7 separate regions of the Mus musculus genome follow, and all the other regions are linked to region 1. Evidence: chromatin contacts called from ENCODE Hi-C data. All regions are on one chromosome and are shown on one strand. The core of a region is the stretch at or near the end of the contact, and the rest is flanking DNA. Distances in the headings are between cores, read along the strand shown. Region 1 holds the start of Ddx23 (DEAD box helicase 23). Region 2 has its middle 43 kb from the start of Gm30559. Region 3 overlaps Lifr (LIF receptor alpha). Region 4 overlaps Egflam (EGF-like, fibronectin type III and laminin G domains). Region 5 has its middle 12 kb from the start of Gm41262. Region 6 overlaps Wdr70 (WD repeat domain 70). Region 7 holds the start of Ugt3a1 (UDP glycosyltransferases 3 family, polypeptide A1).

Region 1 (3,156 bases), core at 297-2,796:
TTAATTCTGAGAGTGGAGAGCCCTCTAGTGTTCATTATACCCAGTAGATTCAGACTGACCAAGTCCTCCCTGCACTAGAATTTGCAATATCAGAGGCTACAAGAGCTCTCCAAAAGTCTCCTTATAGGACATTGAGCCACTGTCAGCGTAGCTGAGTTTTTTAGTTAGGGTGTATTCTGAGACCCTGTTTGAGAACTGAAAAAATACCCAGAGTGAAAAACCAGACCTGGGGCTAGAGAGATAGATGACTCCGTGGATAAGAGCACTGGTTTTTCTTCCAGAGGACCCAGGTTCATATTCCCGGCATCCATAGGGCAGTTCACAACTGTCTATAACTTCAGCTCCAGGGGATCTGACACCCTCACACAGACATGCATGTAGGTAAAACACCAATGCAGATAAAAATAGAATAAATTTAAAGTAGAAAGACCAACAACTATGTGGGATTAAAGCAAACCCGAGGATGGAAAATGTAAAAGGAGGCAGTGGGTACCCTGGTTAATCTCAACCATCCTACCTCGCACAATGTTGTATTCTGTTTCAGCGGGTGCTGACGGTACTGTTTGAACCCAAGAGAAAGGAAGTGGGTCTACGACTAGAAGAAAAATTCGGTGGACTGATGTATGGAGAACCTGAAGGAAGACATCAACAATAACAAGTAGCCCAAGTGGGCAGTTCCTGAAGACCAGGGAAACGAGGAAGCAAGGTCCCATGAGGAATGTTGAATAAATAGTAAGATACTTGAGGGGGAAGTCCTTCCAGGGAAACCTCTGAAATGTTAGTTTATTATTTATTGGGAGTAGGGGGACAGTGGGTACCCTGGGGTTGTTCAGGCATTCATCCTGCCGGGGCCCCAAGGTTACTCCTGTGACTGGAGTAGTTCTACTGTGAAAACTGTACTACCTTCATTGTGAAGTACTAAGCTACTCCAGTGAACTAATCTTTAGTTCATTATCTTCCATTCATCCACGGAGGCAATAATCTCTCTCACAATTTTTATAAAAAACACTTTTCAAAAAAAAAGGGGGGGGGCTGGCGAGATGGCTCAGTGGGTAAGAGCACCCGACTGCTCTTCCAAAGGTCCAGAGTTCAAATCCCAGCAACCACATGGTGGCTCACAACCATCCGTAATGAGATCTGACTCCCTGGTGTGTCTGAAGACAGCTACAGTGTACTTACATATAATGAATAAATAAATCTTTAAAAAAAAAAAAAAAAGCAAATTATTTGTTACCGTATAAACTTTCTCGCTGAAAGCTGCCAGCTTTGACTGAAATCAACTGCAATACCTACTAGAAGATTCCAGAAAGACTGCTGCGGAAGAACCTTGTAAGTAGAAAGACAACACTTGGAAAATTCTTTCTCCTACAAACACCGAACCTTTGGCAAACCACATTACCCAGAAGACCTTACGGCCTGGCCGGCCCTCGCGCCGTGCATTCTGGGATTGGTAGTTTTCAGGGCCTATTCGTCAGCTCGCGTGGTGCAGGCCCAGGAACTCCCTTTCCCGGCTTGCCGCGCGGCCTGGGTGCTCCTCCGTGATCTGGAAACGCGAAAGATGGCGACTGTTCGGCGACGTTGAGGCCGCGTTAGGCGGTTCAGGCGCGGGGTGGTGAGTCTTGGCGGTGGAGGCGGCTCCCACGAGTTTGGAGAGTGGGTGAGGAGCGGGAAGATAGCCGTAGCCTCAGCCCGGAAGGGGAAGAACGCCTCAGGGAAGGGGCACGAGCCAGGGCAGCTCCGGCGGGCAAGAGTGAAAGGGGCGCGGGCCCCGGGAGCAGTGTTGGCTGCCCAGGGCACAGGCCACTTCCAGGACTGTATTATGAGCCTAGACTTTGGCCCGTGGACATCGCCCTTGTTATACGTCAGTCTGACTTAATTCTTGTTTCCTTACTTCGGCCAGACAGGAACTCTAATGTGCTCCCAGAACCCACCCCATGCCTTCCGGCTCGGGGTTGCCAACTAGTGCTTCGGCCGGAGATTAGTTCTAACCCTAACCCACAGTTGCACATCTTCAAATTCTACTCGTACTTTAAAACGAGCCACTTCCTCTGTGGGCCCTTCCATATCCTCTTTACGAATGGAAAGGACCGGCAACTTTGGATTCTTCGCCTGAACGTTCTTATCTTGGCGTGTCTTGTGCCATCTGCTGCTTCCTGTGGACAGAATTTCATTTTGTAGTTTCCACGGGGCCTACAGCTGAATGTTGCATATATAGTAGCGCTTGATGAACAATTAAATGAAAACAATTGGCCTTTGCCCTACAGAGAACTGGGAAGCACGGCCAGGGTCTTTTGGAGCCCGGGTCTTTTGGAGCTTAAGCTGGCCTTGAATTCAGTATGCAGCCTAGTCCATTTTGTCTTTGGACGCTCAGTACTGCCTTCACCTTCCTAGTGCTATGATTACACTTGTAGACTATTAAGCATTTTCTGTAATTAAAAAAAAAAAACAAAAACCAAGTCTACATATTTCCTTGTAAGTCACCAGAGTAATTCTTTTCAAATGTAATTTTTGGTCGTATTATACTCTGCTTAAAGTTCTCCAAATGTTCTCGTTGAGATGACGTTGAGAGTCACATGCCTTTGCACGGGCCCCTAACAGTGTATTTTGCTTCTATTGACAGTTCTCATTCTGTCCCAGACAAACGCCATTCAAGCTTAGTGTCTTCTTTATTTTCTTTCTTTCTTTTTCTTATTTAAAATCTACTTATTTAGTGGATTGAGTACATTATAGCTCTCTTCAGACACACCAGAAGAGAGCATCATATCCCATCACAGATGATTGTGAGCCACCATGTGGTTGCTGGGATTTGAACTCAGGACCTCTGGAACAGCAGTCAGTGCTCTTAACCGCTGAGCCATCTCCCCAGCCCCCTGTCTTTATTTTGTTTTCCTTTTCCTTTTTTTCCCTACAGCTGTAGTGAAAGTCACCAGTAACTTCCACTTCCCCCCCAAATCTCTAGTTCCTACTCTTGGTTTTAAGTTGAAATCCAAGCACCTTTGCCCTGGTTTCTAACAATTTCATGATTTGACTTCTCCTCATTCTTGTGTTTTTTGGGGTGGTGGTGGTATGTATGGGTGTTTTTCATGTGTTTATGTCTGTGCACCACTTGAGTGCCTAGTGTTTGAGGAGGTCACAGCAAGGCGTCAGGATCCCCTG
Region 2 (3,156 bases), core at 413-2,912, about 92 Mb after region 1:
ACACCTCGTGGCAGGACACCCATAAGCACGAACACCAAACAGACGAGCAACAGTAAACTCTGGTCGACTCAAGAGCTGCCGTATTTTATGTATCTTAAATGTTATTACATCATGTGGGAAAAGGGAAGTAAACCAGAAGAATCCATTCTCCTTCCGTAACTTCATCTGGAGCGGCTGTGTTAGACGAGTCAGTTATGTTAAACCAATTATTGCCTTTCCAGAGCACTCAATAGACACAGTCTGGGAAGCCCAGGGGTCAGATGAAGCCTCCTCATGACCGTGTGTGCCCCAGGAGTTCTCAAGTTTCCTCCTCTGTGTCTGCCATGGTATAAGACGGTCTCTGGGCGAGCCATATGCTCATTGATTGATTCTTGGAAGATTTTGTTGCACACATAGTTTAAGCCAGATTCTGTATCGGTCTCCGAGGATAAGGAGAGGAAAGGATCGCTCGCTGCCCACCCTGAGTTTCCTTATAGAATGTATCTGAATCATAGCTAATTGTTTCAAAACTCGCTCATGCTCTACCTGGCTCCTTGCTGTTGTCTCCAAACAGCACAAGGGAAGAGACCGTGCTGTGACTCATCTTTCAGTGTTACTGAGGCAATTCATGCCACAGGGCACTTACTCACAGCTGATGTTCATCAGAGGAAGGCGGTTGATATTAAAAAAAAAAAAAAAAAGCATTTATCTACTACTTACATCTATTATCTCCTTTAGCCTCACAACAGTCAGATGAAGTGGGTCCCGTTTCCCTTGTTTTATAGAAAGGGGAGTTGAGAAATACCAAAGGCCACAGAACACAGCTGAGCTTCATTCCCAGTGGTCTGGAGCCAGGACCGTAATCTCAGCAGCTGTGGTGGTATGTGCCTATAATCCCGGTTCTCAGGAAGCTGTGGCAGGATAGTCATGAGGTTGAGGCTAGTTTGGTTTGTGTGGTAAATTCCAGGATATCCTGGGCTACATAGTTCAAGTCCAGCCTGAGTTGCATCGTAGAGCCTGTCTCAGCTGCACACATGTACATGCAGTACATACGTGCTCATCACGTACTCCGATAAGCGAGAGGGACAGACAGGGAACTCCAGCTGATAAATTTGTCCGGACAGAAATTCCCTGAGCTGATGGTGAAAGACAGAGTAACTGAATTGGAATTTATAAATCCAGAGATAAAGACTGCAACAGGCAGCTATGCTTTGCTTTCTGGGTCCTCTGCTTAGCTAACACTTTAGTGGCCGCATGTGGGTTACAGGGAGACTTACTTTTCACACTGATGAACATGGACATTGCACCCTTCTTTATGATTCGCACTTGATACTGCTCACCGAATACTTCTGTTACCCCAGCACATCATAGGGTACCTCTTCTGAAAGGCAGGTGGTTTTCTTCTTTTAAAGATTTATTTATGTATATGAGTGCTCTATTGGCATGTACACCTGTCTGACAGAAGAGGACATCAGATTCTATTATAGATGGCTGTGAGCCACTGTGTGGTTGCTGGGAATTGAACTCAGGACCTCTGGAAGAGTAGCTAGTGCTCTGAACTGTTGAGCCATCTCTCCAATCCCCGACCTGGCTCTGTGCTAGGCAAATGCCAGATTCCAGTTCCAGAAGGACATACTGAGATCAGGTGTAGAGTCTCCTCTTCTGAAGCAATAGGAGTCCTAGATTGTTTCATGAATCTGCACCTTGGAATGAAGACAGCTTGGAGCCAGTTCCTAGAAGCCCCTGCCAAGCATTTGGCACACATGAGAAATGAGCTTTTCTCTAAGGCCATCCAGATTGGGAAGGTTTGCTTACCAGACCATACATAATCCACAATACTTAATAGTATTATTTTTTCTGCTTACAATTAAATGTATTTCCAATGTGTTTCAACAAATTTAATAACAGTCCAGAATGACAGGCCACACTGATCTGGGATCCTACATACTGTTCATACTATTTTCCCAGTGTCAGATGCATACCACCCAATGTTTCCTAGGAACAATGCTTTGAAATGTTCACATCATGTCATGCTGTGTAAGAGGAGACAGCAGGTCACTGTGAAAGTCATACCTGTCACGTATCTAAAGTATATAAAATTAAGTTAATTTAATTGGCAAGATCTGGCTGTGAAGCACGCGGTTAGATTGCCACAGAGCCAATCTGATTTGGCTGCTATTGTCTCGGTTGTTTTGATGAGGGAATTCAATTGCACAGTGACCCAGCTGATTGCCTTGGCCATTGTCCTACCAACTGGTGGCCACATAGCCACAGTTTGACCTCAGGACAGGATGTGAAAGTAATTGGCTTGGATACCAAATTCAAGACTCTTTTCCCGTAAGTGGTTATGTGTCAAGTATTGTCATATAATGAAAAATAGTTGTCAGATTGTAAATATTTAAAATTTACAATCTTCCTTGTATACATGCTACAGCAAGCAACTATGAACTTTGGGTCAAGTATAAATTTTAAACTCTGAGCAGACCTCAAGAGCTGCAGCCCAACATTCTTTATGGCCAAAAGTCAATCACTCTCCACCATTCGTGACAACCAATTCTGATTCCATTATTCAAAACGAAAGTGGAGGAATGAACTGTGCATGCTTGAGGCTAGTGGCTTATTGTTGTATACATACAAACAGCAGCGTGGTTTGTTTTATATTCGTGAAAGCTGTAGCATCTGCAGACAGTGAGTGGAAGAACGAGTGAACACGCAGCTAATGACTGAGAAGCACCAGTCTTCCTTTGTTTCAGTGAATGTTGCCAAAAGTGAAGGAAACACTCTTCTGAACATATAATGCGATGCCGCTTCGTGATAAAGCGTTGTGCCCTGGAGTTATTAGAGTCTGAATTTGATTTTTGATGTTGCTGTCACTGCAGATTTCATTTTTGCCAAAGATGTTCATCATTTGTCCCACTCCACGTCCTCTTTCACAAGGTGAACTTACTACTCCTCCATCAAGATACAGTCGATTTTACCACAGTGTCGAATCGAGGTGAGCTTTGTGTTTCATTTGGGCAATACAATTCACAGAAGTGATGCTATATCAGTTATAAACATGGCCCCAAACTAACAAGGACCTTTCTGCTTCCTGCCCTGTAGGAGCCAGCTACAGAAAGTCACCAGACAGAAACTAGGGAGATCTCTTGATGTCATGGGAAGGGGTCTCGGGTTTGA
Region 3 (3,156 bases), core at 177-2,676, about 91 Mb after region 1:
TTGCTTGTACCAATGTCTTCCATGAGTCTCTGTGAGGTCTCAGGAGGAGGCAGAGCCTAGCATGGAGTTAGTACACTGGGCTGATGGAGAGACAACCACAAAAAAAGCTACATGTGTCCTACTTCTATTCTGAGTTGCCTTACATATTGGCAAAAAGAAAACAAAAAAACCTCAGAGCTCACTGGCACACAAAGAGATGAACAATTAATAGTGTACAATTTAGATGTCCCTCAAGGATATTATCCTAAGAAATGCCAGCCTTGAATGCTTATACTGTGTGGTTTCACTATACTATAGCCCTGGGGGTGCAGGGCAGGTGGCTGGTGCAATCTGACAGAGAGAGACAGAGACAGTGATGGGATTCATCTTAACTGTGACCGCCATCACAGTTAAGTTATACTCCGCTCCACCAGCACCATGGAGCTCCCCCACCCCGTCATCACTTCTGTGTGTTTAGACACACATCCTAGTGAGTGCACGCCACATGCAGCCGGCAATCCCTCTGGTGAACAATATGCACCAGGGTCACCGCTCTGGTTTGGGGGTCGTTGCTGAGGAAAGACAGTCGGATTCATGCACTTGTGACTCACTATTTTTGCAATGACTTCTGAGTCAAAAAAGTATTTTAAAATAAATGTTTTCAAGAACTTGGCAAAAAAAAAAAAAAAAAGTTCAGAATTCAAGAATGAGTAAACAAAGCCATATATAGTTTTGATCTAAATGAGTCAAATTTTTATCTCAACTGAAAAAAAGGTCAGATTTAAAATTATTTACTTTAATTCTTACAATAAAAATTATAAATGAATATATTAATTAATTAATATAAAATTGAGAAAACCTCTAAAGAAAATAAACAGTAAACACTAATCCGTGCAGTCACCTTTTAGGAGTTATTTTTATTGTGGTTATTTATAGACACTGCCTGGTAACAGTGGCTCACCTCTCTCAGTCACATTGATGACCACTGCTGACTGTGCCTGCCCCAGTGGATTGCGACCAGTCAGGGTGAAGTTATGGATTTCTTGGCCGGGATGCATTTGCACGCCTAACCGGTAGGTCTCGTTTGTAAGTCCTTCAATCCTGTGAAATACTGCCGATTTTCCTGAAATGCTGTCAGTTAAAAAGAAAAACAATTTCAAGACTGTAAGATGTAAGTAGTTGGGGGAACAAGAGCAGATTTCTACTGGCCTTTATAAAAAGTCTGTTTTTTAAATTAAAGACTGATCACAGGTTCATAAAACCATGTGTGATATAGAAAACAGCCAAGCATAAACAAACCACATCAGAGGCACTTCCTTTTAGGCATCTGAGAGAGAAGGCCTGAAAGTGCAGCTGCATGCAGGTCAACTGCAGCTATTACAGTATATAAGGTACCAATACAGCAATGTGCCAGGACACTGCCCTGTGCCACAGTACATCCGTGACAATGGTGGCAATGTGCCAAGACACTCCTGTGTCACTCAACAGGTCCTTCCAGACTTTTTGCCACCAGCACTCTTTCCTGGTTGACATTACCTTTCAAACAGGGTGTATTCTGTATTTCGTGGGCCCACCAGTCCAGTTATCCTTCCTGGATTCCAGCTACATATAATCTCTTTTAAGTCATGTGTCTCACAGCTCAGCTTCTGAGGAACATCGGGAGGATCTAACAGGAAGAAGAAAGACAAAGGGGTTACACATGTCTTCCTCCAATCTACAGTTTTACGGTTTTGTTAAGTGGGATTTTTGCATAATTCCCTAAAAACAATTGGCTGTTTACACATTTCCATTTTGGATAGGGCAGAAATCATCACTGCTTCAGCAAGATGTGTTGTTATAATTTGTATTGCATTCAAAACAGTTTATTAAGGGACTCTGAGGAGTTACTCTCAACCCAGCTCCTATGCAAACTCCCAACAGCAAATGGAGAAATGAACTAAATTGCTTTTCCTTAACCTTGACTTCAAAGTCTTCTAAGTCAAGCCCTGGGAATGTACAGTGTGAAACGGCTACCATATCCCATCTATTCACACACTGTGGCTGAGAAGGATGTATCAGGATGCTAAAAGCCACAGCCGCTGCTCACAGGAACCATTCGCCCTGGCTTTACTTTGGGGCAGAGAACAAAGAAAAAGGTCACTTCTGGGGAGGAAGGTGCAAAAACTTTCAAGTGGTATCTAAAACCATTATAGTCTGGCGCTTGATTAAACAAGATACGTTTGCATAGCCAATCAGCTACAGATACAGATCCATCCTAAAGTGGTATTTATGCAAGTATTTTTCATTTTTCTATTAAAGTTAAAAACAAGAATCTGCCTGGTAAAATATTCTGTAGAAATAATACTCTTTTTGAAGGAGCTGAATTTTTCAACTAGTAGGTAGATGTCAACCAAAACACAAATTTTTCTATATTCTCCCAAGAGATCCCCGTAACGGTTTCCTTAGTTTAACATTCTTTGTTTATTAATATTGGTTGTGTGCACGGCACGTGGGGCATGTGTGTCATGGAGCACGTGCGGCGGCCAGAGGACAATTAAGTGGGGGCTCGCTCTCTCTCCTGCTGCCTCTCTCCTTCTGTCTTTATGGGAGTGAGTTCCAAGGACCACACTCAGGCCATGGGACTGCGCAGCAAGTGTCTTACTCACTGACGTCTCCCAGGCTCCTCTGCTAGCATTTTAGCTGACACCGAGGATGGCGAGGGAATGTTTGGCAGTCTTGCTATTGGACAATTAATTAAACATTGATACGCTTATTTTGAAAGTTATTTTAAAACTCAAGACAAAATTATCTACCACTCTTATGACATGCTGGAACTTAGAATAATTTACAGTGATGATAACTTTAGGGTATAGAATATACACATTCGTCTATTCAAAGTCCAAATAATAAGAATGAATTAAAAAGAAACAGGAGTGTGACAAGAGAAAAGGAAACGAGAGGAGAATGTTCAAAATGTACCGATTCCCTTTGCAAAGAAATTAACTTAGAAAAGAATTCAATTGAAATTGGGTAAATCTTGATTCAGATCATTTTTTTAATATACCAGTGAACGTAACATGTAATTTTTTTAAAAAGCCATTAAGTAGTACCATGGCGACACATAGGTTTAATTCTACACCGTCTAGCAGAGGAAAACTGATTTCTATGAGTTTGAGGCCAGCCTGGACTACCTAGGAA
Region 4 (3,156 bases), core at 378-2,877, about 91 Mb after region 1:
TCTTTCTTTCTTTCTCTCTCTCTTCTTCTCTTTCTCTTTTTCTCGATTTCTCTCTTTCTTCCTCTCTCCCTTTCTCCCTTTCTCTCTTTCTTTCTTCCGTGCATTAGTGTTTGCCTGCATCTTGGTCCTATGTCTATGAGAAGGTACCAGGTCCTCTAGAACTAGAGTTACAAACAGTTGTGAGCTGTGTGTGGATGCTGGGAATTGAACCTGGGTCCTGTGGAAGAGCAGCCAGTGCTCTTAAATGCTGAGTCATCTTCCCCAGGACCTTACTTTCTTTTTGAAAGACTAATTTCCTTATATTATTTTAATTTGTGTATGTTCCTGTCTGTGTGAATGAATACTATTTTTGTTTTCTTTCTGAAACAAGGTCTCACTGTGTGGTCTTGGCTGACGCTGGAACCTTTCTGTATAATCCAGGTTGTTAAATTCACTGAGCTCTGCCTGTCTCTGCCTCCCTAGCACTGGGGTGAAAAGCATGTCCACCCTGCAGTTTTTACATCTTTTAAATGAGTTCATGTAGCTCTCCATGTTGTGAACTGGATGGCTATGCAACAGTTAAAGAATTACCTGGTCAGGCAGTGGTGATGCACACCTTTAATCCCAGTACTTGCGAGGCAGAGTCAGGTGGATCTCTGTGAGTTCAAGGCCAGCCTGGTCTACTGAGCTAGTTCCAGGGCAGTCAAGGCTGCACAAAAGAAGTGCTGTCTTGAAAAAAAAAATCAAGAAACAAAACAAGCAACGGTGGACACTTTCTCCCCTTCCCCCCGACTCTTCTCCTTACCAAACAGAGCAAGAGCTCAATTTCTTAAAAGGTAGGGGCTGTCTTGTTAAGTATGAAAAGCCAGGGCATCAAGACTATAAAAGGTGCTTGCCACCAAGCAAGAGTGCCCTTGCAGAACTTGTTAAAAAAACGTCAATTCCCAGGCTGCAGCCTCACCTGGCTGCATTTCCCCACAAGATTCAGTTGTCTGCTGAGAGCCTCAGTGTGGCTCTGGGTCGTTAGCCCCACGTGGAGGTATTATTATTAGGGATTTGTTAAGCTTTGACTCCTAAGGGAGCACCAAAATGAGGATCCCTGAGTGGTCAGCAAATAATAATAATAATAATAATAATAATAATAATAATAATAATAATGAAATCATCAGAATTAATTAATTCTGGGGCTGCTATCGGTCATGTGCTGAGGGTAGTGGGGTTTCAGCCAGCTAGGCAAGGCTAGCATGAAGCTATCAAATTTGAAGAGAAGACGTTTTGAGGGGAAATGTGACTCCCCTAACATCCCACCCGCTCTGTGATTCAGCCTTGTGATGGGGGACATTGTCGTGGTGGTACGTGGCTTATGAGCAGACACTGACAGGTGAGGAGCAGCGATTCTCCAAACTAAGCCTTCTCCCCTGACCTGTGATGTGACCCCAGCACTGCTCCCTACTCTTTGTGGCCCCAAGGTTAGATGAGGAGGTGCTCTTCCCACCCCTGTCAGCTCGCTGCTTCAAAGTCATTTCTTTGTGGTTTTCCTGTGGTTAACCTCACTCAGGCCTCAAGTACTTGAGTGTGCCCAGAAAAGGGAACTGAAACAGGAGCTGAGAAGAGGGCGGGGCATCCCAACTCCCCCTCAACTGCCAGCTGAAGTCAGTGCATGGGGACCTGAACACACAGGCCACCAGGCTCCTACCAGCTCCTCTCTCACCCCAGGCCCTGGAGGAGCCCCTGCCAGCCTCCTACCACCCGTCTAACCCCCTAGTCTATCCTCGACTCACACCCTAGGTTACTGTTTCTTTCTCGAGTAGCTGAAGTTGCCTCTGTGCTTCCTTGTGTTCTGTATAAGATACACTTCTGGGGCCCAGGTAGGGGTAGAGCTGGCACCCATATCTAGATCCACCTATTGCTGCTCACTGGGCACTTCCGTCTGGGTAGTTACACATCCATCCACTCCACAGGGATGCACCGGAAAGGCTACAATGGGCTGGGAGCAAGCAGGTCTATGATGTAAGCAGGTAATCTAAAAAGCCAAGCACACAGTGAGTCACCGTCACTAGGGAGTTTGTCCCCTACGTAGATTCCTGGGCTTGCCCACCCCAGGCTCTGATGGAGTTAGTGTGGGATTTTATTGGCAGCAAGCACCCAAGTGTTCTAGAAAGCCCACCCTGAGAAACTGGATCTGAAGTGGCTTCAGGGTTCCACATACTTGATTCCCATGGCTGTGTGAGCTCACATAAACTGCCAACTTCTCTCAGCCCCTGGCTCCTTGTCTGTGAGAGAAAAGGCTGGTTCGGAGGCTTTGGTGGGAAGGTATGGCTACACACGCCCGTCATCCCAGCTCTTCTGAGGTGGAAGCAAGGTTAGGAGTTCAAGGCCACTTTCAGATTCACACACTTGATCTTAACCAAAAAGCCGAGAAGCGATCCATTTTCAGATTCATAATGAGATCTATAGGCAATGTGTACTACTACAAGAGGCCTCGTCTCAAAATAAAACAACAAAAAAATAAAAGGATAAATAAATCAGAGCAAAATATTCTGGCCTTGAGGAACTTGCATCAGAGAGGTTTAGAGTGTACACTATTCTCCAGGGTGCACACACTCACTCTTAAGATCGCAATGTTTCTAGTACAAACAGGAGGGAGACTCTGAGATAATGCGGTATACTCAAGTTTCTAGACTTTCTAGCCATGGTGGTTTGAATAGGTTTGGCCCTCATAGCCTCATGTGTTTGAGTGCTTGGCACACAGGGAGTGGCACTATTAGGAGGTGTGGCCTTGTTGGAGTGAGTGTGTCCTTGCTGGAGTGGGTATGGCGTAGTTAGAGGAAGTACATACCTGTGGAGGGAGAGCTTTGAGGATGTGTGTGTGTGTGATTGTGTGTGTCTGTGTCTGTGTCTGTGTCTGTGTCTGTGTGTATACCTGTGTGTGTGTCCCGCCTTGGTGGCTAGTCTGTCAGCCATTGGTACACACCACACTAGGTGACTTAGGACTCAGTAGTGAGAGTCAGGGAACATTGATAGAGCAGCAAGTCAAACATGGAGGACCTTATTGGCTTGGTAGCTAGGCATCCTTCCTGTGCAGTGATTGGCTTGGTAGCTAGGCATCCTTCCTGTGCAGTGATTGGCTTGGTAGCTAGGCATCCTTCCTGTGCTGTGATTGGCTTGGTAGCTAGG
Region 5 (3,156 bases), core at 457-2,956, about 91 Mb after region 1:
ATGATTTGTTTTCTGTTTCCACTCGACAAGATTTCTTTTTGAAGGACCTGACTTCACACTTTGAAAATGTCCTATGTCACCTCTACAGTCATCTTGGCTTTCACAAAGAAGCACATGACTTCTAAGTCCTGACATCTGAGGGACAGAACACCATCTTTGGGAGTTGTGTTAGGCTCATCCGGGCATTTTCTTAGGACAGCTCAACTCTGCACGGACTGTGTTTGCCCTTAAGTTGACAGTGTCCAGAAGTGCCTAGGGTAGGCACTCTAACAGAGACACGGAAAGTTAAATCAGGTCAGAGAGGAAGTAAGGGCCTGTCTCCTCTGCTGACAAGGGAGTTCAGAATCTAGCTCAGGCTGGAAGAAATAGTCCCCAGGACACATTTTACTGTAAACCACCATCTCCGTAAAACACCCTGGTGTGGACAAGATGGAGAAAAGAAGGAATAGAGGAATATCATAGCAGAAGGCATAGTAGAGACTGATAATCTATTCTTTGCCCTCAAAGAAGTGTGATACTCTGCACTTGACTACTTACCTCCAGGCCTTAGATTCCCCCAAGCATCTCAAATCTAGAACATTCTGGACTTCTCTGACAAACATCAAAAGAAGTGTGGGAATCAGGAAAGTATTTCTTCTGTGTTAGGGTTCATAGAACAACACTGTTGCTGAGCAGTCTGTCTGTGCAGCCTCTGGGCAGGCCTCCTAATGTGAGTGAGTGCTTTCCTAACTTCCTGGGAAGATCCCAATGCAGACTAGTCAAATTATGCCCAACTCCTCTGATACTGTTTTCTTTGGAGAGGGCATAACTTTACACAAACCCAACAAACTTTCTCAGCCTTGGGTTTTGAGCAGAGACCAAGGTGTGGGGGGGGGGGGGAGTGGCAAAGGCGGGGAGATGCTGCCCCCACTGGTGGGAGCCAGCCTTGTGCCTGCTCCTCCACCACCCACCAGGCTGAGGCCCAACTGCCCTCTGGGACAAGCCAACCTTGGTAGTCACCCAACTTGAGAATCTCTTGAGCTCTTCCTGTCGCCATGCCCCACCCCTTCCCATTCCACACCCTCCTCTTCTTTCTCCTCCCTGGCAGCCTCCCTGTTTTCAGATGTTTACCCAGAAGGGAACAGCCACCCAGGAGGCTGGGGGGAGGGAGGGTACCCTGAAGGAGACATTCCTCTAGAGCTTTCGAGGGCACGTGGAATGTGTGCCCACCCTTCCCTCCCCTGTGTGAGCTCACACCACTGCATGTGCATGTGTGCGTGAGTGTTTCTGCTGGTTGACTGTGGTCTGTGTCTCTGGCTTGCGAAGTCATTAATCCCAGATTAACCCACGTCCAGTGCCATTTTTGGGAACAGGGATATCATCTGTGCTCTCAAGGCTCCATCTCAGTGGTCTCAATTTGATCAGCACATCCGGATTTTGTAACATCATTTTATAACTGTTCCCCAGACCCCGGTCCCATCCTTCAGAGCTCTGAGGACATGTAACTGGAAGCCACTCCAGTTACTCTCCCCCTCTGCCGTGACCCATGTCACCTGCCATCCTGGCATCATCACCCAGGCATGCACTGTCACACTCCCAACCGGAATGTCAGCTTGCTGTTTGAGATTCACACCGACACTTGGTCCTCACAGGGCTCCTCTGGGAGCCAGGGCCGCCTGTGCTTGGGAACACATGAAAGCACAGGCGTCCCCTCACAGCTTGGCAGCACTTCAAGCGCCAGCCCAATGAAGAGATCTTGACAGCATACTTGTAAACTCCACAGGCCCCAAGGGCTCAAACACCACGATATTTATGCTAGCGGGTAGAGAGCCAAAGCAGTTGGGTTGTTATGTAGATAGAGGTCGGGACCGGCGCTCTGACACCTGTTAATTGGCATTTGAAAGAACTGAGCCCAGGAAGGTGGGGGGCCTTTGGAGCTGCTGCCAACCTGTACCTGAACAGCAGGGAGTCCAGCAAGGTTCTGGCCCTCCCTGCTGGCCAGAGATTTCCAGAGGAGAGAAGTAAGTCTTAAGTGTTGCTAGAAAGGATCCTCAAAGAAGGAAGAACATGGGACATAGGGAGAGAAAAAAAGAGCAAGAGATCAGGAGGTAAAGTAAAAAATAGAGAGAGGTGGGTATTTTTAGATTTGCTAGCACAGCTATGTGTTTGCAGCACCCTGGCCAGTTTCTGCCAGCCCGGCAAGGCTGCTACAGGTTGGAATAACTGCTCTGTCCACTTCCCTCCTGAGACGATGAGCCTCACCTGTCTTTAAAAGCCAGCTTCAGAGCTCACCTCCTCTATAAAGAATCTCCACTCTGGCTGCTAAACCCATTGGGCTGGCTCCAGCGCCCTCCTCCACAAATGCTAACTTCTTGGGATTCTATTAGAGATGTTCTGTGAACCAGGTCCTCAGGGGTCCAAGAAAGGTCGAGTTGGTTTTCTCCCTCTTCCTGCTTCTTTCCCCATCTCAACTCCTGCTTAGCAAAACTTCCCATCTGTCTTTGCAGAGCCCCAGATAGCCCCAAGCTGGTTACTAGTGCTCTAATCAGCTCTCTCTTTGCATCTGCCTCAAGCCCCAGATCTCCACCCTCCCCCCCATGCATTTGATCTTAGGTAACACTATGCTCTAATGACTTAAGAAAAATAGTTTCTGTGTTTCAAGTTTAGCATTCTACATTCAGAAGGTCCATCATTGTGTATGTACTGACTTGTGTTCTACAAGCTGCTTGCATAGTCTTTGAATCTGGGGGAATGTTATAAATGAATACATCCCTTCCTATATTCATTCATCAAATATCCCTTGAGCATTAAAGGCAAGCACCGTTTTCTGGAGAATCGGAAGCATACAAAACATATGGATCACAGGGAGGGACTCAGTCAGCAAACATCTTGTCTTGGAAGCATAAGGACCTGACTCCCATCCCAGAACCAATCAAAAATGTTGGCGGTGCTGGCCGAGACTTGTAATACTAGCGCTGGAGAGGCAGAGTTAGGAGGAACCCGCTGGCTGGCCAACCTAGCATAACTGGGAACCACCAAGGAGAGACACTATGTCAAAGTATGTAGGTGGTGCTCTTAAGGATGATACCTGAGGTTGTCTTCCAGCCTCTGTACCCACACACATATATGCACTTGCCTGTACATATATAAATGAGCACACACACATACGCACAGAAA
Region 6 (3,156 bases), core at 174-2,673, about 91 Mb after region 1:
TACTGCAGTGGTGAAGTGTCCGTCAAATGTTGATCTTACTATAGCTTGTGCAGACTGCTGTTATTTAATGTACAGTTTATTCTAAACTTATTATTTGATATGCAGTTTATTGTCAGTATTTTTTAAAGCTCCTTGTTAGTAAGGAGCCATCTTGCCCATCTTGCTACCTGTCATACCTGGCATGCCTTACGAATCTAAGGACTACACAAGTGTTTGTGCAATGGGCGACTTCCACCAAATGTTGTTTGGTACTCCACTTAGTGGCCTTAGTATTATAGCTTAAAATCCAAATAATACGTTTTGGATTATATGTCTCTAACAGTGACAACCTGAAAGCTGGTTGCTTGGTTCTGGTTTTCAGCAGGGAAGATGTTGTAGCTAGTAACTTAGTGAGCTAGTCCCTCTGAATATTTAGGTCTTTCCTTCATTTTGTGGTAGTGTCCAGGATCAGCCCATCCATGCATTTCTTTTCTGTTCAAGTTGTAATAAATTAGAGAAAGTCTTCTGTGAATTTACAAACTTTCCCACCAGCTTTTAACCACTGCTCTCCCTTTAATCTCTAGTTTGCAGAGACCTCTAAACTGCAGATCCCTCTCTTTATTTCTGTGCTCATAGCCTGTACGTTTTCCTTCCCATTCATCTATGGTTTCAGCCATCTTGATGGTCTCCTGTCTTTACTGAGTTCAGATTTATTTTTTGTTCTTGGTTAGACTTCTTTAGAGCTTATTTTCAGCTAGCATCCATTTTGCACCTGTAACTGATAACACTCTTCTCCGTGTCTAGAACACAGTCCCTGAGGATAAACATCATTGGACACTGGTGTTGTTTATGTTAAAGGAGCCAATCTTCCCCAGGCATCTGCTGCACAGGCTCAAAAAAAGTTGTTCCAGCTATTGGCTGCCGGGGGAACAGAGGGTTGTCACAAAACAAACAGCCCCCAACATCCTCAAGAGGCATTGACTTCATACCGCTGGAAAGTCAGAATCAGGGAAGGGCTGTACAGTGCTGATTGGCTGCTGGCTTGATTCCCTGTCTCCCCATTTCGGGAGTAGACTTTTTTTTTTTTTTCTGTAGGAACCAGACCAGAGTTTAGAAGGGCACACTTAAGCTTTACTTAGTGATGGTAAGCATGCAGATTTGAAATTTCTCTGGTCCCTGGCAGGTTGTTTGGTAGCGTAGTTGGATTGCGTTCTCTTTGGAAGCGTGGTCTTTTGACTGACTTTGATAAGGTTGACTCCCAGGAAACCCCAGCATCCTCCTTTCCCTGGCGCCACTGGGCCGGCCACCCGCCTTCTCTCTTCCTTCTCCCGCCCCCACTTCTCCACCACCTCACTATCCCTCACTTGAACTGACTGCCAGAGTTCACAGACAGCTGGGCAGAGAGTGGCTAAGTCGCCCAGCTGCCCGGGAAGCTTGGCGGCCAGGCTGAGGGAAGGAAGCGTCGGCTCTCTTTGAAGGTCGGCTGCCAGTGAATCTCAGGCAGCTGGACTTCAAAGGGGGCACCGACGGGCTTTCCCTCCTGTCTAGGCAGGTCATTCCATGGCACTGTGCTTCCGGCGTTGGCATGGCGGTTTCCAAGTTCCCCTTCAATTAAAGAGCTGAATCGGGAGTCACCCTTGTGTTCACATTTGTATCTGTGACACTCTAAGTTCCCACCCCAAACTGAAGAGCTACAGGAGAAACAATAATATTCCACACAGTGGGATTTTCTTATTGTCAGCCCCTGTTTTCTGTTCTTTGCCAAATTTTAAGTTACTTTAGAGACTTTCCATATGATCTTGAATAAATTCTGGTCACTGCTTGCTTATGTACCAAATTTACATAGACCTGTGAGGGGTACTTTAATTGGTTTCTAGAAAGGGGTGCAGTGCTCACTGGGCCACACTTTGTTCTTATTGCATCTCTCTACCTCTCACCTACCAATTCTCCTGGGTGTTCTGAGAGAGAAAGAGCCTAGGAAGAGACCAGTAGGATGCTGCTGAGAACAGTCCAGATCCACATTAGTGTCAGGAGGAGCCGACCCAGGACAGCTAGTCCTACCTTATTATGCATCCCATTCTCTCCTTGGCAGCTGGCAATGAGAGCACCTGCAGCACTGATGAGGAAATGCAATGGGTGAACAGGCTTAATAGACACAGCGTGTAGCTCACAGTAATGCTAGCTGCTGATAGCTTCTATAGCTATGTCTGTGTGTGTTGTTCTTGTTTGTTTTATTGCCCCTGTTTAGACAAGAGACGGGTAGTATCTGCCTTAGACCAATGAGTGTGTAATAGTGTAAAGTGATGTATTACATAGTTGGAGGAACAGTTACTCCGTGTTACCAGTCTCAAGCTACACTGCTGGTCCTGGGGCTGTAAGGTGACTGGATTCACTGAGCGCTATTATTATTGTGCTGTCCCATGCATACTCAAAGAAGGAACATGACAGTTTTTCAAAAAGTAGATATTTGAGTGAGTAGCCTTTCTCCTGGAGCCAGAGGCAAGTATTTGACTTTTTGCTCTGACAGTTTCTTGTCATGTATATATGGGTAAGTTTTCTTGTTGGCCAAATGAGATAATTATGTGTAGTTCAGAGAGGAGGAAATTAGCGAATATAGTGTAGCTGTCCCAAGTAGCAACATATTAGATAAATGTAGCTACTGTTATTATCATCATCCTTTGTGTTATTATTGTCACCACCAGTATAACAAGTTAAGAGTATTTCTAAATTACAAGGGATACCTTCCTTTGGGCTAACAGTGATCTCGTAAGCATAGGACTTTCCTTAAACATTATATATGTTTTCTAATCCACAAATCAGCTAGTTTGGGGCCGAATCTAGTTTGCCATCTCCTTGTGTGGATGCTGTTTTGTGGGCTTTTGTTTATTGACACACATTTGTATCCATTTGTCCACGTACTGTGTCTGTCTGTGGTACTCAGCAGAAGTAAGTCCTTGTAACAGGATCTGTAAAGTTCTCAAAGTCTAAAATAGTTACTGTTTGATCTATCCTTTCCAGGCAAGTCCACCAAGCCTTGCTCAAGACGCATGTTTCCCACTTAAGGACCAGAGAGTACTAGTTCAGTCCATGCTGGTGTATGTTATCTGAAAAAATAGTTCCGTAGTCAAACTTAGGGGAATGTTAGAGAGGTTGATTTATTCCAGGACGGTTACTTAA
Region 7 (3,156 bases), core at 196-2,695, about 89 Mb after region 1:
ATAAAGTAATCTGAAGTAAATCTAACTGAGGTAGCTAGAAATAGTGAAGAGGGGCAAGTGGAGGCTAACTTACCATTCATTGTTAAACCCAAAATGTCAATAGCTTTGCCATAAAACGACAGATAATTTGGCTTTTGGGTAATTTCTATTATAAGTGAGTTCTGATCACAGGTTAGAAGTTAAGTGTTTACGATCCTTTGCAGAAGTTTGAAGGTTAATTCTGCTAGAATTCTTTCCTAGCACAATGGGATAAAACTTTCTTCACCTCTGCCACGCTATTATATCTGTGTCCTTTCTTGCCCTAATTCTTGGGTTACATCCTATTCAACTATAAATCCAAACAAATTGACTATTTGAAAAGAAAATTGTTTTCACAAAGCCTATATACAGGCTTCTTGTGACCTATTACCTGTTGGCACTAATATGTATTTCTCCTACCTGACCCAGTCTTTTTGTTGTTGTTGTTTTTGGTGTTTGTTTGTTTGTTTGTTTGTTTTGTTTTCGTTTTTTTGAGACAGGGTTTCTCTGTATAGCCCTGGCTGTCCTGGAACTCACTTTGTAGACCAGGCTAGCCTTGAACTCAGAAATCTGCCTGCCTCTGCCTCCTGAGTGCTGAGATTAGAGGCATTCGCCACCACACCCAGATCTGGCTCAGTCTTTTATCAGTGATCCATGTACATGAAGTTGCTGTTATCATGAGCCCCAAACCAAACCATGGAACCAGGACATTTGTGATGTTAAGAGTAACATATCAGGTCCTGGAAATAAGATGATGTCCTGGTGACATGCAAACTTTGAGGCCTGGGTACTTATATAGAAGAACATCTTTCAAAACCAAAAATGTTTATGAATGTTAGCTTCCCCAGAAAAATCAAGAAATGTTCACTGCTCCCTTTGTGGGATAAATAGGCTGAACACTGCATGATCTGCCTCCCACCCACTCACAACTAAAACCCCAGTAGAGAAGCCTTTCTTACAAACCCCCCTCTGCATTCCTCCTGCTGTTTCCACATCACATTATATCACCATCTACTGCTGTTCTCTCCCTTGGGTAGAGTCCTCTCTGAGCACAACTTTGCACACACAGTCCATAGCCCCTCCCACAGGTGTGGTCTACACCTAGATAGAAAAATCTCATGTAAGGTCAATTATGTGTGATTTTTGTGAAACATGTTAACCCAGGTATCACAGTTTAAGAAGACTCTATATTCCCAGCAAGAACTTACTCAGTGTAGATATAGTCAGGATTTTTGCAGCCTCCAAGAGAAGAACCTCAAGGAGAAAGAAGCTCACAAGAAGCCAACTCCGATGTGCAGCCATCTATAGAACATGTGAAGCCCTGGCACAGGTTGCACACCTAGAAAGCTGTGCTCCACTAAGGGATCCTGTAAGGCTCTGTCACAAAGCACTGTCTGTTGCCGTGAAATGGGGTAAAGGGAGAAAATAGTTTATATTCTTTTTCCAAATGCCCTTTTGCCCTTGGCCTTGTCTCTGCTAATCTCTTTCCAGTGGATACTGTTTCACCCTCCTTAACTAGTGTTGAAAGAAAAAACAGGTGAAGAGTTAATTTTTAACTTGTCCTAAAATCACAATATTTTCCTTGTTAGCCTCAAAAAACTCTAAAGTGGGAATGTAGGGACCTTGGCAAACCCTGTCAATGACCGCATCCTAAAGTGGCATATACCATGGACATTTTACAAGCCTAGTCACAAGCTTACAAGATGCTACTTCCTCCATCACTCCTCTATCTGTATCCTAATGCCATGTCTGGAGCTCATTACCCTGGGTACAAGTTTTTAAATCTCCAGTGGTGCCAATCATGAACTAATCTTCAAGGAAAACACTCAAGATTATTGCTTGACATGTCTTACTATTCACAGATGCATGAAAATGTGCTAGTGGCCTATGTACCCAAAAGGCAGAAGAAAAAATTGTTAAACCTCCAATTCTGAATGAACTTCATGAAACAGAACAGAACTATTCCACAATCCTTCCAAGAACAAGTTCAGGACAGAGTCCAGATCCGTTTACTTGTAGATCAGCACGGGAGGAAGGAGCACACTGCCCCGAGCAGTCATCTTCACACTCCAGTGTAAAACCAAACTGCTTTAGCCAAGTTTCCCAGTGCAGTTTCCAGCTCCAAAGCAGGAAAAGAATCTGCCTCTGTATTTACCAAGCATGCAGAATACAGCCTTGAATTCTGCTCTACTCTGTAGCAGTGTGTCTTGTGTCTCTAAGACTTTGTCTATGCCTGAGTTTAAGCATGATACTCTGGTATAATTCACAGTCATAAAACTGAAGAGACAAAAAGAAGAAGAAATAGTGTGAGAAAGAGGACTGCAGTGTTCTTCCCCCAAAAACTCAGTCAAACTTTTGTTCTCATATTTCTCAAATGTATTAGGGTAATGGTTAACTTATTGTCAGCTACAGTAGACTAAGGGATACTCAGACAGCTGGTAAGGAAGGCATCACTTTTGGCCAGGTGTGAGGCTCCTTCCAGATGGAAGTAGTTTTGGTATCAGTGAAGAGAGTAAGGAAATTCCACCCTCACCCAAAGTGTCTGAGCACCATCATGTCCACTGAGGTTCTGGAAGCAAAAGTTCTCTCTCTCTCTCTCTCTCTCTCTCTCTCTCTCTCTCTCTCTCTCTCTCTCTCTCTCCCTCTCCCTTCCCCTCCCCCTCCCTCTTTCCCTCTCCCTCCCCCTCCCTCTTTCCCTCTCCCTCCCCCTCCCTCTTTCCCTCTCCCTCTCCCTCCCCCTCCCCCTCCCCCTCCCTCTCCCTCTTTCCCTCTCCCTTTTCTGGAGATCAGACACCTATCTTCTCCTAGTTTCAAACATCAGATCTCAGGACTGATGAAATTGTTCATTGCATGAAGAATTTGTGGACTTTAGTACAGATGCCTAGATTTAACATTTAAAAAAAATAAAAATAAAAATAAAATAAAACAAAACAACAACAACAAAAACAGGCAGTTATAATCCCAGCACTGGAAGGTCATAATGGGTGGATCTGGATCTTGTGGCCTTACTCACACCTCCCTGTCTAGCTTAATTGCCAAGTGATAGGTTTCATAAAAGACCCTATCTCAAAAGGCAGACTATGTAGTATAAAGAAAGACACCTAAAGTCAGTCTCTGGCTTCAACATATACGTTCAGA

The links. A loop is a pair of places that touch in the nucleus more often than their neighbours do.
Region 2: a map of T-helper 2 cell shows a loop between it and region 1 (17-fold over the local background). The contact joins the enhancer-like site here to the promoter of Ddx23 in region 1. A Hi-C loop is called at or near these places in 2 of 37 maps with a recorded cell type or tissue (T-helper 17 cell and T-helper 2 cell).
Region 3: a loop to region 1 is called in a map of T-helper 1 cell, with 17 times the contacts of the local background. The contact joins the enhancer-like site here to the promoter of Ddx23 in region 1. A Hi-C loop is called at or near these places in 2 of 37 maps with a recorded cell type or tissue (T-helper 1 cell and T-helper 2 cell).
Region 4: a loop to region 1 is called in a map of T-helper 17 cell, with 12 times the contacts of the local background. The contact joins the enhancer-like site here to the promoter of Ddx23 in region 1. A Hi-C loop is called at or near these places in 2 of 37 maps with a recorded cell type or tissue (T-helper 17 cell and T-helper 2 cell).
Region 5: a map of T-helper 17 cell shows a loop between it and region 1 (17-fold over the local background). The contact joins the enhancer-like site here to the promoter of Ddx23 in region 1. A Hi-C loop is called at or near these places in 2 of 37 maps with a recorded cell type or tissue (T-helper 1 cell and T-helper 17 cell).
Region 6: a map of T-helper 2 cell shows a loop between it and region 1 (18-fold over the local background). The contact joins the enhancer-like site here to the promoter of Ddx23 in region 1. A Hi-C loop is called at or near these places in 2 of 37 maps with a recorded cell type or tissue (T-helper 2 cell and regulatory T cell).
Region 7: a loop to region 1 is called in a map of T-helper 1 cell, with 16 times the contacts of the local background. The contact joins the promoter of Ugt3a1 here to the promoter of Ddx23 in region 1. A Hi-C loop is called at or near these places in 2 of 37 maps with a recorded cell type or tissue (T-helper 1 cell and T-helper 2 cell).

Annotation. Positions count from the first base shown.
Region 1 is chr15:98,661,279-98,664,434 of GRCm38, reverse strand. It overlaps Ddx23 (DEAD box helicase 23), which reads left to right and starts at 1,546. Exons shown (of 17, transcript NM_001080981.1): 1 at 1,546-1,612.
Region 2 is chr15:6,948,423-6,951,578 of GRCm38, reverse strand. No RefSeq gene overlaps it. Among named protein-coding and RNA genes, the nearest start is that of Gm30559, 43 kb to the left of the region's middle. Within about 2 kb of position 1,662, at least 1 of the 3 ENCODE cell types and tissues checked has a DNase peak (open chromatin) inside an H3K27ac peak, as active enhancers do.
Region 3 is chr15:7,171,345-7,174,500 of GRCm38, reverse strand. It overlaps Lifr (LIF receptor alpha), which reads right to left. Exons shown (of 20, transcript NM_001358593.1): 8 at 1,516-1,645; 9 at 941-1,110. Among named protein-coding and RNA genes, the nearest start is that of Lifr, 43 kb to the right of the region's middle. Within about 2 kb of position 1,426, at least 2 of the 3 ENCODE cell types and tissues checked have a DNase peak (open chromatin) inside an H3K27ac peak, as active enhancers do.
Region 4 is chr15:7,215,587-7,218,742 of GRCm38, reverse strand. All of the region lies in intron 19 of Egflam (EGF-like, fibronectin type III and laminin G domains), which reads left to right. Among named protein-coding and RNA genes, the nearest start is that of Lifr, 88 kb to the right of the region's middle. Within about 2 kb of position 1,627, at least 1 of the 3 ENCODE cell types and tissues checked has a DNase peak (open chromatin) inside an H3K27ac peak, as active enhancers do.
Region 5 is chr15:7,478,932-7,482,087 of GRCm38, reverse strand. No RefSeq gene overlaps it. Among named protein-coding and RNA genes, the nearest start is that of Gm41262, 12 kb to the right of the region's middle. Within about 2 kb of position 1,706, at least 1 of the 3 ENCODE cell types and tissues checked has a DNase peak (open chromatin) inside an H3K27ac peak, as active enhancers do.
Region 6 is chr15:7,932,563-7,935,718 of GRCm38, reverse strand. The region is part of intron 10 of Wdr70 (WD repeat domain 70); the gene reads left to right. Among named protein-coding and RNA genes, the nearest start is that of Gdnf, 120 kb to the right of the region's middle. Within about 2 kb of position 1,423, at least 2 of the 3 ENCODE cell types and tissues checked have a DNase peak (open chromatin) inside an H3K27ac peak, as active enhancers do.
Region 7 is chr15:9,278,118-9,281,273 of GRCm38, reverse strand. Ugt3a1 (UDP glycosyltransferases 3 family, polypeptide A1) reads right to left here and starts at 1,445. Exons shown (of 7, transcript NM_207216.2): 1 at 1,227-1,445. The coding sequence starts at 1,320.